2 separate regions of the Mus musculus genome follow, and region 1 is linked to region 2. A link is a loop called in an ENCODE intact Hi-C map of the cell type or tissue named here. Cell type or tissue: left cerebral cortex. All regions are shown on one strand. Links, peaks and the distances in the headings refer to the core of each region. The heading gives the core; the rest is flanking DNA.

Region 1 (7,770 bases), core at 1,242-5,241, 120 kb after region 2:
CACCCTTGGCAGGGAGGGGTCAGACTTGACTTCCTGGCACCCTAATGGCTTTTGGATCTTTGATCTCATCTGTCTTTTACTGACTTTGTCGGAGAAAGCAGTTTGACCCAGGCCCTTAACTGCCTCGTTGTTCACAAGGGAAAAAATAAAATAAAAAATTTCCGAAGGAAACTTAGGTCAACACTGATTTCTCACTGTAAGAACCAGCGGAATGTTCTAGGGTTAAGCCAACCACTTAGTATTCAGTGTAAAGGCGATTGTTGATTAAAACGGAGGGGAATGTTGCAGATACGGGGTGGGGAAGACATATGGAAAAATATTAAATGTTCAAATTGCTTTTATAGATGGAAAATGGGTAGACAGGGGGGTCTTTGGTGCCCTTTCATTGCTGCCCAGGAGACCCTGAGTATGCTCGGAGCAAAGTGGAGCCGGCTGAAGAGCCCACACTAGGTCCCTTTCATGGGCTTTCCACACTGCTTGCTTGTTGTTGCCGGGGCTTCCAGGCTTCCTGAAGCCAGTTTCTGAAAGGATGGTCTGTGTATCTTATGTGCAAAGTAAATTTCCACCCTGTGGGCGTTCCCTTTTTCCACTTCAAATGTGCTTGCTTATTAAAAGCCTTCTTGCCTGGTATAGCGCGTTCCCCTCCCCCACCCCCTCTGTCTGCTTGCCTGCATCAGCAGTGGAGCTGATTTCATCCGTAATTCAGCTTCCAACTTAAAAGTGGCATCTGTGAAGGTTGGAATGTGGGTTGGAAAGAAACAGAGATGTCCTTTCCAACCCAAAGTAAACTCCCCCTTGTTCAGCCTCCAAAATCACCAACAAACGAGAACACTAGAGTCTCCAAAGGAATATTATATTTGATGATAAGAAACAGTGGGACACGGGGCCCTAGCTCAATGGTTGAGCACTTGCCTAGCATGCGCAAAGCCCCGAGTCCTAGCTTCCATTTTGTTTCACAAAACAAACAAAAATGAAAGCAAGCAAGCAAACACACAGAAAAATTACCACATGCTGCTTTCAGCATCCTTGATCTGTTCCTGAAGGCCTCGCAGAAAGAACTCTGCTCACTCTTCAGTCAACCTTTCGTTATGGGGCGTCCACAAACGTGTACGTCAGAAAGGAGGCAATCCTGGCAAATAGAAAAGCACGCGCAAGATGTGCTGTGCTGCCCGATCCAGAGCCACGTGCTGCTGGTGACTGCTTCAAACTAAGTTTAATGTGGTTCAAAGGACATTACTTTATGTGGGAACCTCGACTGGGCGGGGAGCAGAGGGCGTCACAAACCCAGGAAACAAACTATGGAGACCAGCATGGAGATGCAGAGCAGCAGCAAGCGGGTTTTCTGGTGTTGTTGTTGTTGTTGTTGTTTTAAATACAGCCTTTGGACCAATGGGGGAATTGATACAAGCTCTGGAGCAGTCAACCATCCCATTGGCACTCATTCTTTTGTCAGGAATGCACTCCTGAAATGTTACCATCTCTCCAGTCCCTGAAGGCTCTGCTTTTGTGGTCCAGGAACCACTTACAGGTCCCCCCTTCATGTCACTATTGTACCGGGAAGTATTTTCTACAACATAGGATGCACAGATCACAGCTGTACACTTTTCTAGGTGACTCGTCTCCTTCAAAAGTCTTTGTTCTATATTTTCTGTTGTTTTGTTTTTGCTGACCTGGAATTCACTATGTAGACAGGTTGTCCCTGAACTCATAGAGATCCTCCTGCCTCAGCCTCCTCAGTGATCACCTCCACACCTGGCTGTTCTCTATTTGTTTATGGTGACAGTAATGGGACACATGTAACAGACAAGCAAAGGGGGCCTAACTTGGGGCAGAAGCAGCTGGAATGGGGAATGAGGTACAGAGAAAACCAGTGGGGGAGGGGAACAAATGAAAAGGTATAGTGTAAAAAAAAGAATAGCCCGTGTATAAAGATGCCACGAAACCCATTATTTTATATGCTGACCTAAAACTTTGATAATAAAGAGTCCTTGTCCTCCGTTTTCAAATTCAAGTTAGATATATGTGTGTACAGGTGTAGAACTGTGAGAAAAAAAAAAACAAGAAAAATCTTTGTCGTTACAAGTACGTCTTCACCCATTAGCAGCTCCGAAAGGAGCACCTACGTGCATCCTCTGAAACCCCAGGATAAAAAGTCAAAGGAAACATTGGGCAGCTCAATAGAAGGCTGCTTTGTTAGAATTCTCTCAGCCTGGCTTCCATTTCTAGCACAGACAAACAACCCTCAAAAGTCACCCTGGGTCGTGATGCAATCAGTCTAGTTCCTTGCCTGTGTGCTTGTTGAATTAGCTTCTTGCTTTGGGTAGATTTCACATTCGGCGTCTCCAACACTTCTTGACAATCCACCCACCACTCAGAGCATCCGGAACACACACACACACACACACACACACACACACACACATTTAAAATATATGTGATGTCATCTTTTAGTGACTTCAGAGATTCCTTGGAAAGAAGCCACAAGACTTATACGTGGTTGTAACAAACAGAGCTGTGTGACAAAGAGCCACCATCTGTCTGAATGTAGTTACAGTCAAGCTCATTAAGTTCCCTAAACAATATTATTATGTGTGCTGGCTAGTTTTGTGTCAACTTGACACAAGCTGGAGTTATCACAGAGAAAGGAGTTTCAGTTGGGGAAATGCCTCCATGAGATTCAGCTGTAAGGCATTTTCTCAATTAGTGATCAAGGGGGAAAGGCCCCTTGTGGGTGGGACCATCTCTGAGCTGGCAGTCTTGGGTTCTATAAGAGAGCAGGCTGAGCAAGCCAGGGGAGGCAAGCCAGTAAAGAACATCCCTCCATGGCCTCTGCATCAGCTCCTGCTTTCTGACCTGCTTGAGTTCCAGTCCTGACTTCCTTGGTGATGAACAGCAGTATGGAAGTGTAAGCTGAATAAACCCTTTCCTCCCCAACTGCTTCTTGGTCCTGATGTTTGTGCAGGAATAGAAACCCTGACTAAGACACAATGATCGCAGCTTTTGTTACACATGTTTGGATAGGCTGTGCGTTGCCTGAAAGGGACATAACTACCTAAGGTGGTCCTATTTATAACATAGGCACCATAGATTTGATACTTATAATAATAGTAATAGTGAAAGAAAGATGAAATTTCAAGACCTATAAGTCATATAAAGTACTCAGAAATTGCTGGTTGTTTGTGAGCCTAGAGGCTGCCTGGGGCTGAGAAAAAAGAAAAACAAACCTGGGTATGCCCCGTAGTTAAAATATTCCTGGGAACAGCTTGACCATAAGATAAAGAGGAATGTGAGGACATAACAGGGCTATCTAAACTGAGTCAACAACTCACAGAACTCTGACACCCTGCACGTACATGTAATTTTTCTGCTGATGTTTGAATAAGCCAATAGTGTGTCGCTATGCTGAATTCCACACCCCTAAGCCCCTTACCCCATAAAAACCCCTAGCTTTCGCGCCTCGGGGCCGACATCTGTTATCTCCTGTGTGGGATGCAAGTCGGTCCGGAGCTCTGTAATTAAACGACCTCATGTAATTAAGGACCATCAAGATGGTCCTTTGTGATTTTTTGGGTGCACGCCAAATAGGGAATGGAGTGGGGGTTTCCCCACTAGGTTCTAACAATAGTAAAAAAAAAAAAAAATCGTCCAGAAGATGGCAGTAAAGTATCTTGGTTTTGTTTGGGAGAAAAAATACCCAACTTTGAATCTGAGGAGATGGCTCAGTAGGTGAAGTGCTTGACGCATGAGCTTGAGGATTTGAGTTTGGGTTACCAGGAAACATAAATGTCAGTTCAGGGATGTGTATGTATCCCTGGTGCTGGGGGCAGAGGTGAAAACTAGAAAAAACAAGGTAGAGAGTGATTGACTTCCACACTCAGGTGCACAGCTAGCTATACATTCACATGCACACACACACACACACACACACACACACACACACACACCTGAAAATGTGCACACAAAAATTGTGACAAAGTTTTGCTGATTAGGATTTGTTTCTTTAAAAAACAAAACGCTAAACATTATTATAATGAAAATATATCATAAATTGAGATCAGCCAGACTCAAAGTTTATCCATCTTAATGAGCTAGACCAGTGGTTCTCAACCTTCCCAATGCTGCAACCCATTAGTACAGTTCTTCATGTTGTGGTGACCTCCAACCATAACATTATTCATTGATACTTCATACTGCTGTGAGTTGAATTGGAAAAATTTGACCTGCCCGATATCTGATATTTGATGCCTATGAAAAGGTCATTTAAGACCAAGGGGTCACGACCCACAGGTTGAGAACCACTGTTCTACGCACTTAAAAATAGCCATTCTGAAGGTGTGGAGTCTACACTGGGTCCAGTATAACACGTGGAAGGGAGAATACAAAAGGGTGTATATTAGTTTGATGAGGAAGAACAGAATGCAGGCTAAGGCCACGTGGCCATGGAAGAGGACGTAAAGCTAGCTGGTTTTCTAGTTAGGATTCTGACATGGATTTGGAAGTAGTGGTGGATCAGGGTGCAAATGCCTAAATCCATAGATGCACAAGGCTTTTAAGTAAAACGAGTAGCAGTTTCGTAAAACCGATGCATATCCATCAGGTTATTTCCAGTACCCACAACAATGCCAACGCTGTGGGAATAGTTGTTACACTGATTGTTGAGGGAGCAGTTACAAGAGGAAAGTCTGTATGCGTTCCTTACAAATGTGGTTTTTTTTTTTTTTTTTTTTTTTTTTTTTTTTTCCAAAATATACACGCCCTTGTGCTTGGTTGGATCTGACAGTGTGAAGTGCTGACTATACCACTCACGACCACTCAGAGCTGTGGTTTGGGACACAGAGCGATGATCATATTTGACTTTGGAAAAATCTAAAAAGCAGAAAAAAAAAACTGCAGGGCTAAAAAAAAAAAAAGTAGCTGGGGTGGGGGTGGGGGTCGGGGGAAGAGTGGGGCAGGGGGCGGGGCTGTGAGTGAGTGAGTGAGTGAGTGCTTGCTCAGTAAAGACACCAAAGGCAGGGGATGTTGCTATGCTGAGATCAGCAAAATTCAGAGTTTTTAAAGTGAACCCAGATGAGGAACGCTTGGGAGCCCACTGGGATCATGTGACTCCAGTTCAAGAGGACAGGTTCACCTGGGTCAGCAAGACTCCCACAGGAGAGGGTGGCAAAGCAGGCCACCACCGGGAAGGGAGGCAAAGGGGCAAAGGGTTCTTCCCAGTCACAGGGGTTAGTTTAAATGCTCCGGAGAGTCCTTCTGGAGGTTTGGTCCAAGCGGTCAAGAGAGACTTGAATGTCCTTGGGATCCGGAAATCACAAAGCATCCAAAGCCCCTCCCTGTCCTCCAGCCTGACGTCAGACAGAGAGAGCCAAGCCATAGGAGAGTGCTGTGACAGAGGTGACTGAGAAAAGGCCTGAAGTCACACGACCCACCCTCTCTTTCCCTCTCCCTGAACTGCTGCCAGGGGGCGCAGGAGATTTAACCTCGAGACAGAGGCTGTATTTACAACTAAATTCCCTTAGGCGTCATGTTTATTCCCAAGTGTAGCAGGATGCTCAAGAGCCCACCCAGCTCTTTAAAGTCAGGGGAATCGGTTCCTGCCTTCATTTTTGAAAATAGGCAGACAAAAATAGAACTGAATCTTGACAGCCTGTTTTTCCAAGTATGACGAACATGTTGTACAGAGTTCTTGACACCATAGTCAGCAGCAGATGTTGACAAATGAGATCTATTAGATTATGTTCTCTCTCCCTCTCTCCCCCTCCTCACCCCCCTTCTCTCTTCAGTGTTTCTCTGTATGGCTCTGGCTGCCCTGGAACTCTCTCTCTAGACCAGGATGACCTTGAACTCACAGATCTGCTTGATGTGATTAAAGGAGTGTCCCACTACTGCCTGGCTGTAGTTTACTCTCTTAAGTAAGTTTTTTATTGTTATGAAACAGATATTTATGAGTCTTCAGGCGAAAAAAAAAACCCTTTTGAGATTTACTTATTTGATTTATTTTTCTTGTTTGTGTGTGGGTGTTTTGTCTACATGCATGTCTGTGTACTATGAATGCGCTGGTGTCCATAGAGGACAGAAGAGAGCACTGGATTCCTTAGGTCTAAGCTGATATTAGTTGTCATCTGGAGTTACAGATAGTTTGAGCTGACAAGTGGGTGCTGTGTGTTGTGGGAGAGCAGTCAGTACTCTCAACTGATGCACCAGCTCTCCAGCCCCTAAAAAAGCCTTACCACATATCCTACAGCTAACTTTTATCTGATTTTTTGATCACTTTAATAATACTATGATACACTAAAATGATGGACTATTTTGTTAATACAGTTTATATTTTTAGGGTCCCTGTCATCAACAAAATCATATTCTGTTCCCTCCCTTTCTTCTTTCCTGCTTCCCACCCTGGCGTGTCCAGGGTCTTACTTTATAGCCCAGGCTGACCTAGAACTAAAGTGCTGTGAACATGTTTTTATTTTTTTATTATGGCTTAAAGGTAAACCTTCTCTTTTTTTTTTTTTTTTTTTTTTTGTCCCATCATGTCGCTCAAGCTGCTCTGGAACTCCTGGGCTCAGGTGACTCTCCTGCCTCAGCCTCCTGAGGCAGCCATCACAGGCACCAGCCCGTGTTCCCGGCTTGCTTATTATGTTGAATTTTATTTCACCTCGACTTGTTTGGAAAGTAATCTTCGTTGTCTACTCTGGGGTTCAGGGCTTTGATTTTTTGTGTTCTGTAGGGCATGAGTAGAATAAACCACTTTGGAGCCACGAAGATTCCTGGTGGGAACGGTGTCCCCACCTGCACAGTGTCACTGTCAAACTGGAAAAGGAAACGAAGCAGGAGAGCTCTGAGTTCCTTCCCTTGGTTTTGGAAGTAAATGAGAGAAAGCAGGAGCATCATTGAAGCGTAAGCCTAGTATGTGCTTAGTAAGGAAAAAAGATAAAACATTTATTATTTTGTTGGAGACCAAACATTAAGCGTTTGTTAACAAACACATGTAAGAAAAAAAAAAAAAAAAAGGGTTGAGCGATTGAATGACCCAAACTTGAGCTTTGGTTATACACTGTGTGGTGCTGGTGACCAGCATCCTAGCAGCTCAGAGAAGAGAGGAGCCGTCATGGATGTAGTCATAGTTGCCAGGGGGAATGGAGTGGGCTATTTAAAAGGAGAGAAAGCTTCAGGTAATTTCTGGCAGAAACAGTCTGAGATTTGGAGAGGCTGTGGCTAAAGAGAGCTTCTTCAGCACCCCAGATCTCAGGGTGAAGGCATAGCTCAGTGGTAGGATGCTTGTCTACTATGTGCTAGTCCCAAGGATCAACTGCCCCCCCCGCCCCGTCTCCTCCTCTAGCCAAAATAAATGGAAAACAACAACAATAACAGCAGCAGCAGCAACAACAACAACAACAAAAACAGAAACAAAACCCTTAAGAACTGCCCAGACATTTTTCATTGCTTCAAATCTCATCTTCCCAAAGAGGCCTCTGCTAATCGTTGATTCCCAAACCATATTTATCGTGCCATTTATTTATCTAAACTTTGTTTAGTTTCTGTGTCTTTAATTAAAAGAAGCTTGGTGAAACTAAAGGTCTTTCTTTATTGGTCCTGGTTACCACTGTTCTCAAGGACTAGAATTGAGCTATCCAATACTGGATACACGCAGTTATTTGACTGAAAGTAGAATTAACTGAAGTATAATGGATTTCCTCAGCGACTTCAGTCATATTTAAAGTGCCAGTCCATACATGAGGCTGGCGAGTACCATATTGAAAAGGAATATTAGTC
Region 2 (7,647 bases), core at 1-4,000:
CATCTTCAAACATCTTTTACAGACTATGCCTTGGTCAGAACCGTAGGAGACATGCCTAGAGGGAGAGGACTTGAGACTTGCTGTGTGTTACCTGTGTGTGTTTTGGCCAGCCTCAACTCCAACACTGTGTCCCTGTACAGAGCTAGGATTTGTTACAGAGGGTCCCCTGTATGGGCCCACTTCCACGTGGGTGGAGCTGTGAGAAGGGATGCACCACAGGTGGGCTTTGCCTGAAGAGCAGCCAGGTCAAGGGCTGGGTACCTGGGAGAGGGGCTGCTGCTCAAGGGAACTGATAAGATTGGCCCCAGCCTTGACCCAGGACATAGTTCACACCCCTGATGCCCCCTCACCCCTTCCTGCTACTCAGCCAGCTACTCAGCCAGCCCTCCCTTTTCAGTATCCTTGTTCCTGTCTCTTTCCACTCTGCCGCCTCAGCTGAGGCCCTCCTTGTCTCCTGGAAGCACCGCAGCATGCCTGCTGGGCCCTACATCTCTTACTTGCTACAGTTTGTAACTTAAGTCGTCCGTCACCCCCCCCCCACCCACCCCCCCCCCGTGGCAAAGGCTTGCTCCTCAGGGTGCTGCTATTGGAAGGTAGTGGCGCCTTTGAAGGTGAGACCCAGCTGCTGGAGGCCTTTGGGTCACTAAGTGTGCACACGGAGGAGACTGTGGTACTCTGACCACTTCCTTTTTCTCTCTTTCTCGCTTCTCAGTAATGAGGTTTTGCCCACATGCCCCTGATACACTGTCACCTGGTACCCCACTAGAAGCCTAAAGCAACAGGTCTGCCTGATCATGGACCAGCATCTCTAAAACTGAGCCAACCCTTTTTTTCTTTTTCGCTTTATTATCTCAGCTGTTTGTTTTTTATGACTTATTTCCTTACTTATTTTGTGTATCAGGCGGTAACCTTGTATGTGGAGGCCAGAGGACACTTGCTTGGGGTCTATTCTCTCTTTCTATTGTGTGGGTTCTGGGAATCAAACTTAGGTCCTTAGGCTTGCCAGCAGGCACCTTTATCTGATGAGTTAACCTGTTGGCCCAGGTATTTGTTACGGTAAAGGCCAACTGACTAATAACATCTTCTCTGGAATACAGGAGGGGATCACTGTACAGCTTTAGAAATCAAGAAACATGTACTTCCAACACTCAGAAGGATCTCTGTGGGTTCGAGACTAGGTTGGTCTACACAGAGAGTTCTAAGACAGCCAGGGTTACATAAGGAGACTCTGACTCAAAACAACCAACCAAACAATATGTTACTGGGGTGGGATGCAGCTTGGTGGTGGAACACTTCCTAGAAAATCTGAGGCCCTAGGTTCCATCTCCAGCATGACAAGACAGACAACCACAAAGCCCCTCTGGTAGCTCTCTGTAGACTCGACATTATTCCTCTCCTCTGCCCACACAGCCCTTACCTAGAGTCCACCCCCATCCTGGAAAGGCTCTCGTCCAAGGTGCCTGCCTATCTTTCTCATCTACAGGGTGGAGTGAGGGCTCCCTCATCCGAGCTACTTATGCATCCTGTCACGGGCATCTGCCCAGGCCACTGTGGCCACGCTCCACATCCCCATGCTTCCCTTGGACATGCTCTTCTTTTGACACAACACCTGGATTGGGCCATCCTCAAAATCTTGCCCATTCTCCACAAGGCCTGAATGTCACTTTCTCCTTCAAAGGGGTGTTCTCTTCCTCCCTCAACTTCAGGCTACCTCACGCTGGAAACTTTGCTTCTCATCTGAGGTTCTATCCCCATATTAGTTTCCCCAGACACTCTCTCAGAGGGCGTGCCTCTTAGCTCTCGGCGCCCCAGCACTTCTAGATTACACTCCTACAGGCCTCCTGTAAAAAAGGGTCATGTGGCCTGGTTCTTCATGGTGTATCTGGCAGAGAATTGGTATTTATTGCATAACAAATACAGAAGCAGCATTTCTTCAAAGATCGTGACAGACCTTTGTAGAAACCAATCGCTCCCAATTTAGTTATACCATCTGCCTCTCCTAGCCCCTCCCTGAGCTCTAGGACCAGTAGACACCCGCCTTACCTGGCCTGCCCCCCGTGGTTCATCCCAGTAGTTCCACCCGGCCCCACCCATCACCTCCGTCCGCTCCTCAGACCCCGCCCCTCGGGCACTACACCATCTCCATAGCACCACCCGACCGTCTTGCCACTCCCCTCCCGCTCCAGCCGATCCCACCCGATCCCCCTCACGACCCCTTCCTTCAAGCACCGTCCACCTATACCGCTCCAGTGGCAGCCGGGCCCCGCCCAGGCCCCACCCGACCCCGCCCACCACGTGCTCCGCCCCGCCCCTCGGCCCCGCCCTCCAACGGACTCCACCCTGCCCCACCCACCTGTTCTGCAGGCCCCGCCCCTCCCCTCGGGCCCGCTCACCTGTACGCCCAGGGCGACACGCTGCGCAGGTTGGTGGGTGGCCGGAAGCGGCGGTCGGCGGCCCTGCCCCCGGCCGGGCAGCTGGCATTGCGCGCCTGCTCGCGCGGCCCGAGCTGCAGCGTGTGGTGGAAGGCGCTGAGCACGCCGGCCGCCAGCCGCCCGTACAGCTGCTCCAGGAGCTCCTCCGGCCGGTCCGCGCAGTCCCGCGGCCGCGCCGGGCGCCTCCCGGTCCTCAGCGCGCCCGCCGCGCGGCCCGGCGCCAGTGCCAGCAGGAAGCCGACCGCGAGCATCCAGACCTGCGGGACAGGCCGAGCTCAGCGTCGCGGGACCCGCCCGGCGCTCCGCACACCGTGAGGCCCTCCCCGAGCATGGGCGCCGCGCGGGCCGGCCCCCGAGCGCCGTCCCCGCCCGCCCGCCGCCCGCGCGGTCCCCGGGGCCCGGCCCGCCGCCGGCCCGCGCGCCCCCGGCCCCCGCCGCCGCCGCCGCCCAGAGCCGGAGCCCGCGCGGGGGGCGGGTGCGGGGCGCGCGTGCACGTGTGCGTGTGCCTGCCGGGCTGCTGCGCGGCGGGCTGCGAGTGCCTGTGAGACGCCTCTCCGGGCCGTCCCGCCGTCCTCCCCCCGTCCCTCTGCCCCAGCCCGGCCTCGGCCATGCCTCGCCGGTACCCCCGAGGGCGCTCACCAGTGTCCCCAACATCGCGTCGCCGTGATGCTTTCCAGACTTGTTAGGAGGGGGGCTGAAGGCTCTTCTGCGAAGTAAATAAGGGCGCCGCACACGCGGGGCGTGTGGCCTGCGGGCTGGGTGTCGCCCCTACAGAAGTGGACTGGCGGTCCGCCTGGCTGGAGGAGGAGGAGGTGGTGACTGGCCTCGACGCCTCGGCACGGACCAGTGGGGCCTCGGGGATGCAGTCGAGAGGCCGACTTTGGCTCAGAGGAAACGGATTTCTCTAGACATTGAAGCGGTCCAGGAGCTGGACAGGCCACTTGGAAATGAATGAACTCCAACCTAGAAGGACTCTCCTTCTTGCGACCACTTCCTCTTCTGGGATTTCATAGTTCGAAGAATTATACAAGAGATTAAAAAACAGTTATGTTCTGTTAGGCTAGAAGGAGGCTGTTTTCCCTTAAATACTCATAAAATGACTCCATGCCTCTTATTCAGCTAAGGGCCGAGTAATAAATACCCTCCCCCACCTGACACATGCTGTAAATGGGCATCTCTTGGTCTAGTTTTACAGTGTTGGAGAACTCAATCATGGTAATTAATTGTGTGAGCAGACATGTAAAATGAGCCTAAAGTTCTGTGAATAAATTAAGGGGAATCAGCTCAAATGAAGGACTCTATTGAATCTGAAGAGAGCTTGCTCACTTACTTGTTCATTATTTAAATGCCTTGCTTACCAGGCATCCAGCTAGTGAATATGATTACTTTTGAGCATTTACGCTTTGAGAATAAAGAGAAATGGCTGAGACTAGCTGAACGCTTTTTGAAAGTGTGCAAAATATTTTTTTGACTCCCTAAAACGGCTTGCAGCTTTGGGTTTTAACCAAGTTGTAAACCAGTGGTTAACTGCGTTTCAGTTCTGCTATGCAGAAAAACACTTGCCTTCAATGTTTTAAAACTGAAATACTTTGTAGCGGCTCTACCTTTAAAAGTCCCTTCAAACCTTACAGCTTAAAACATTTTACAATTCCTAGTAAACACATTTGGGTTTATGAAACACTTTGACTCGCACATAAATTGTTAACGTTGTCTCCTTCCTAGTAAAAAAACGGGAATAAAGACATCAGCACTCAAGTACTACTAATTTTCCATTTGAAAGGTACAGCGTAGGAGTATTTTCGAGGCGAGCTTGTCATTACCAGAGTTCCACGGAACTACTCACTGTGCTAATCAACAAAGTACCTTCCAGTGTCTGACCAGTTTGTGGAAGCCTCCAGTTACTGAAAACTTAAACTGAGTAGAGCATAAGATTCATTTGTGATTAAACAGGGGAGCAAAGGCTATAAATAGGTGCAGATTAAATAAAAAGTTCCCAGATCTGAGCATTTTATGAAGATACAAACATGTTAATAATTATTCCAGACTTGAGGCTGGGGAGATGTCTCGGTGGGTAAATGGGTTGTTGTGTTCTAGGGGTGGCCCAGGTTCTATGCCTGGGTCCCAAATAAAGGTGGGAGGAGAGAACCCACTCCACAAAGCTGTCCTCTGACCTGCACATCCATCCATCTTGACCTGCATGTGCATTGTAGTGTGTGTGCTATCACACACGTGACTTTTTACACAATTCTAAAGATATTTTAAAGATTAATCCAGTTACGAGCACTGGCTGTCTTGCAGAGGACCTGTGTTTGGTTGCTAGTACCAAAATGGTGGCTCACAGCCATCTGACACTAGTTCCAAGTGGCTTCACTTGGCTGTTCCAAGTCTAGCAAAGCTGCAAAAGCAATCTTTCAGGTGCCCATGAGGCTAGAAGAGAGCATCATATCTCTTGGAATTGGTATCACAGGTGGGTTGTAAGTGGCCTATTAGAGTGCTGAGAATTGAACCCTGGTCCTCAGTGAGAATGATGGCCAATGTTAACCGCTGGGCATCTCCAAAGCTTCCAAAGCCAGTGTGGGATTGGCTCGTTCCATCCTGACCTTGGATTTCTGAGTAAGGTGCACGTGCAGACATTTTCTCTCCTCAGAGGCTCCTCACATAGCAATCCGCACAGCTGCCATGCACCCAGCTCCTCCCATTCATGGAGATTTTTAGCACTTGGACCTTTCATTATGTGTTCTGCTTATTTTTGTTTTGTTTTGTTTTTTCGAGACAGGGTTTGGGTTCTGCTTCTTAATCCTGCACCATCAACCCGTACTGGTTCTGAGTGCCCACTTGCAGTTTCGTCCTCCACCAACCCAGTCTGATCTTTGACATTAAATTGTGTGGCCATATCCAAGGTCTCCTCATCAGAAACAGCTGACCGCATCCTTGGATCTGATTCCAGTGATCACCCATGTCCTGTCCTGCACCTCTATCTTCAGATCATGCCGTTTTCCACTCACATCGAAACTTTCCCTCCTCATATCTTCTCGAGTCCAGTTTCATTGCTCATCTTTATTATCATATTCTTACAGTCCTTTGGTGCTCCATTATTCTGCAGTACTTGTCTGCACTAAGCTCTTTAAAAAAAAAAAATCACACATGGTTTGGGGAGATGGCTCAGCCACTAAAGTGCTTACTATACAAACATGAGGACCAGGGTTCAGTCTCTCGGAATCAATGCAGAAAAGCTGGGACTAGCATCTGGCTCAGATTAGCAATTTTTTTTCTGGTTTGGAGAAATGTCCTCCAAGGTCTATGTATACAAGGTAGTCCCTGGGGCTCTGTCCTTGAAGGGGTAAACCCTGAGATTAATGGGGCTGTTCCACCATGATGCACTTCCAGTATTGTGATAGTGTTCTATATTCATATATCTGTCATAGTATTCTAGGCTCCTATGTTCTGTCATAGTGTTCTATATTCATATGTCTGTCATAGTGTTCTAGGTTCCTATTTTCTGCCTTAGTGCTCTATGCTCACATGTTCTGTCATAGTGTTCTATGTTCATATGTCTGTCATAGTGTTCTGTGTTCACATGTTCTGTCAAAGAGTTCTATGTTCACATGTTCTGTCATAGTGTTCTGTGTTTGTATGTCTGTCATAGTGTTCTGTGTTCTGTCATAGTGTTCTATAGTCATATGTCCGTCATAGTATTCTGTGTTCACATGTTCTATCATAGTGTTTTGTGTTCATATGTTCTGTCATAGTGTTCTATGTTCACATGTTCTGTCATAGTGTTCTATGTTCATATGTTCTGACATAATGTTCTGTCATAGTGTTCTATATTCATATGTCCATCATAATGCTGTGTTCATATGTTCTATCATAGTGATCTGTGTTCACATGCTCTGTCATAGTGTTCTATGTTCATTTGTTCTGCCTTAGTGCTCTATGTTCACATCTTCTGTCATAATGTTCTATGTTTGTATGTCTGTCATAATGTTCTGTGTCCGTATATCTGTCATAGTGTTCTAGGTTCATATGTTCTGTCATAGTGTTCTAGGTTCATTTGTTCTGCCATAGTATTATGTTCTGTCATAGTGTCCTGCCATAGTGTTCTGTGTTCATATGTTCTCTGTCATAATGTTCTGTGTTCTGTCATAGTGTTCTATGTTCATATATGTCTGTCATAGTGTTCTATGTTCATATATTCGGCCTTAGTGCTCTATATTCACATGTTCTGTCATAGTGTTCTATGTTCATATGTCTGTCATAGTGTTCTGTGTTCACATGTTCTGTCATAGTGTTCTATTGTCACATGTTTTGTCATAATGTTCTAGGTTCATTTGTTCTGCCATAGTGTTCTGTTATGTTCTGTCATAGTGTCCTGTCATAGTGTTCTGTGTTCATTTGTTATCTGTCATTATGTTCTGTGTTTTGTCATAGTGTTCTATATTCATATGTCTGTCATAGTGTTCTGTCATAGTGTTCTATATTCATATGTCTGTCATAGTGTTCTAGGTTCCTATTTTATGCCTTAGTGCTCTATGCTCACATGTTCTGTCATAGTGTTCTGTGTTCATATATTCTGTCATAGTGTTCTATTGTGTGAAGAGATACAATGACCACAGCATTTAATTGGGGCTGGTTTACCGTTCAGAAGTTTAGTCCATTATCATCATGGCAGGAAGTATGGTGGCACACAGGCAGACATGGTGCTGGAGAAGGAGCTGGGAGTTCTACGTCCAGAACCACAGAAAAACAAAAAGGGAAAGACTCTGGGCTTGGAATGGGCTTTTTGAAACCTCAAAGTCCACCCCCAGTGACATACTTCCTCCAGCAAAGACAGACCTCCTAATCCTTTCAAACTGCCATTCTCTGGTGATTCAAATGTATGAGCCTATGGGACCATTCCCATTCAAACCACCACAAGTACCAGTACAGGCTCAAAGCAATAGGACTGTTTTAGGGTTTTACTGTTGTGAACAGACACCATGACCAAGGTAACTCTTATAAGGACATTTAAGTGGGGCTGGTTCAGAAGTTCAGTCCATTATCAAGGCGGGGGAGCATGGCAGCATCCAGGCAGGCATGGTGCAGGCAGAGCTGAGAGTTCTGCATCTTCATCTGAAGGCTGCTAATGGAAGACTGGCTTCCAGGAGCTAGGATGAGGGCCTTAAAGTCCACATCTACACTGACACAGGGCCATACCTTCTAATAGTGCCACTCCCTG

Evidence for each region. Peaks named below come from ENCODE experiments on the same cell type or tissue, not always from the same donor. Only the 100,000 strongest peaks of a DNase experiment are listed, where the experiment ranks them.
Region 1: it touches region 2 in a loop (2.2-fold over the local background); 2 of 42 quality-filtered maps call a loop at or near these places.

The regions. Positions count from the first base shown.
Region 1 is chr14:57,405,222-57,412,991 of GRCm38, reverse strand. No RefSeq gene overlaps it. Among named protein-coding and RNA genes, the nearest start is that of Cryl1, 11 kb to the right of the region's middle. In left cerebral cortex, for the core only: a CTCF peak has its summit at 3,680 (motif pointing right); DNase peaks (open chromatin) are centred at 2,399, 3,698 and 4,311.
Region 2 is chr14:57,520,346-57,527,992 of GRCm38, reverse strand. Il17d (interleukin 17D) reads right to left here and starts at 3,164. Exons shown (of 3, transcript NM_145837.3): 1 at 3,072-3,164; 2 at 2,394-2,689. The coding sequence starts at 3,086. In left cerebral cortex, for the core only: a CTCF peak has its summit at 2,018; DNase peaks (open chromatin) are centred at 1,484, 2,110, 3,135 and 3,531; H3K4me3 peaks cover 2,345 bases; H3K27ac peaks cover 3,246 bases.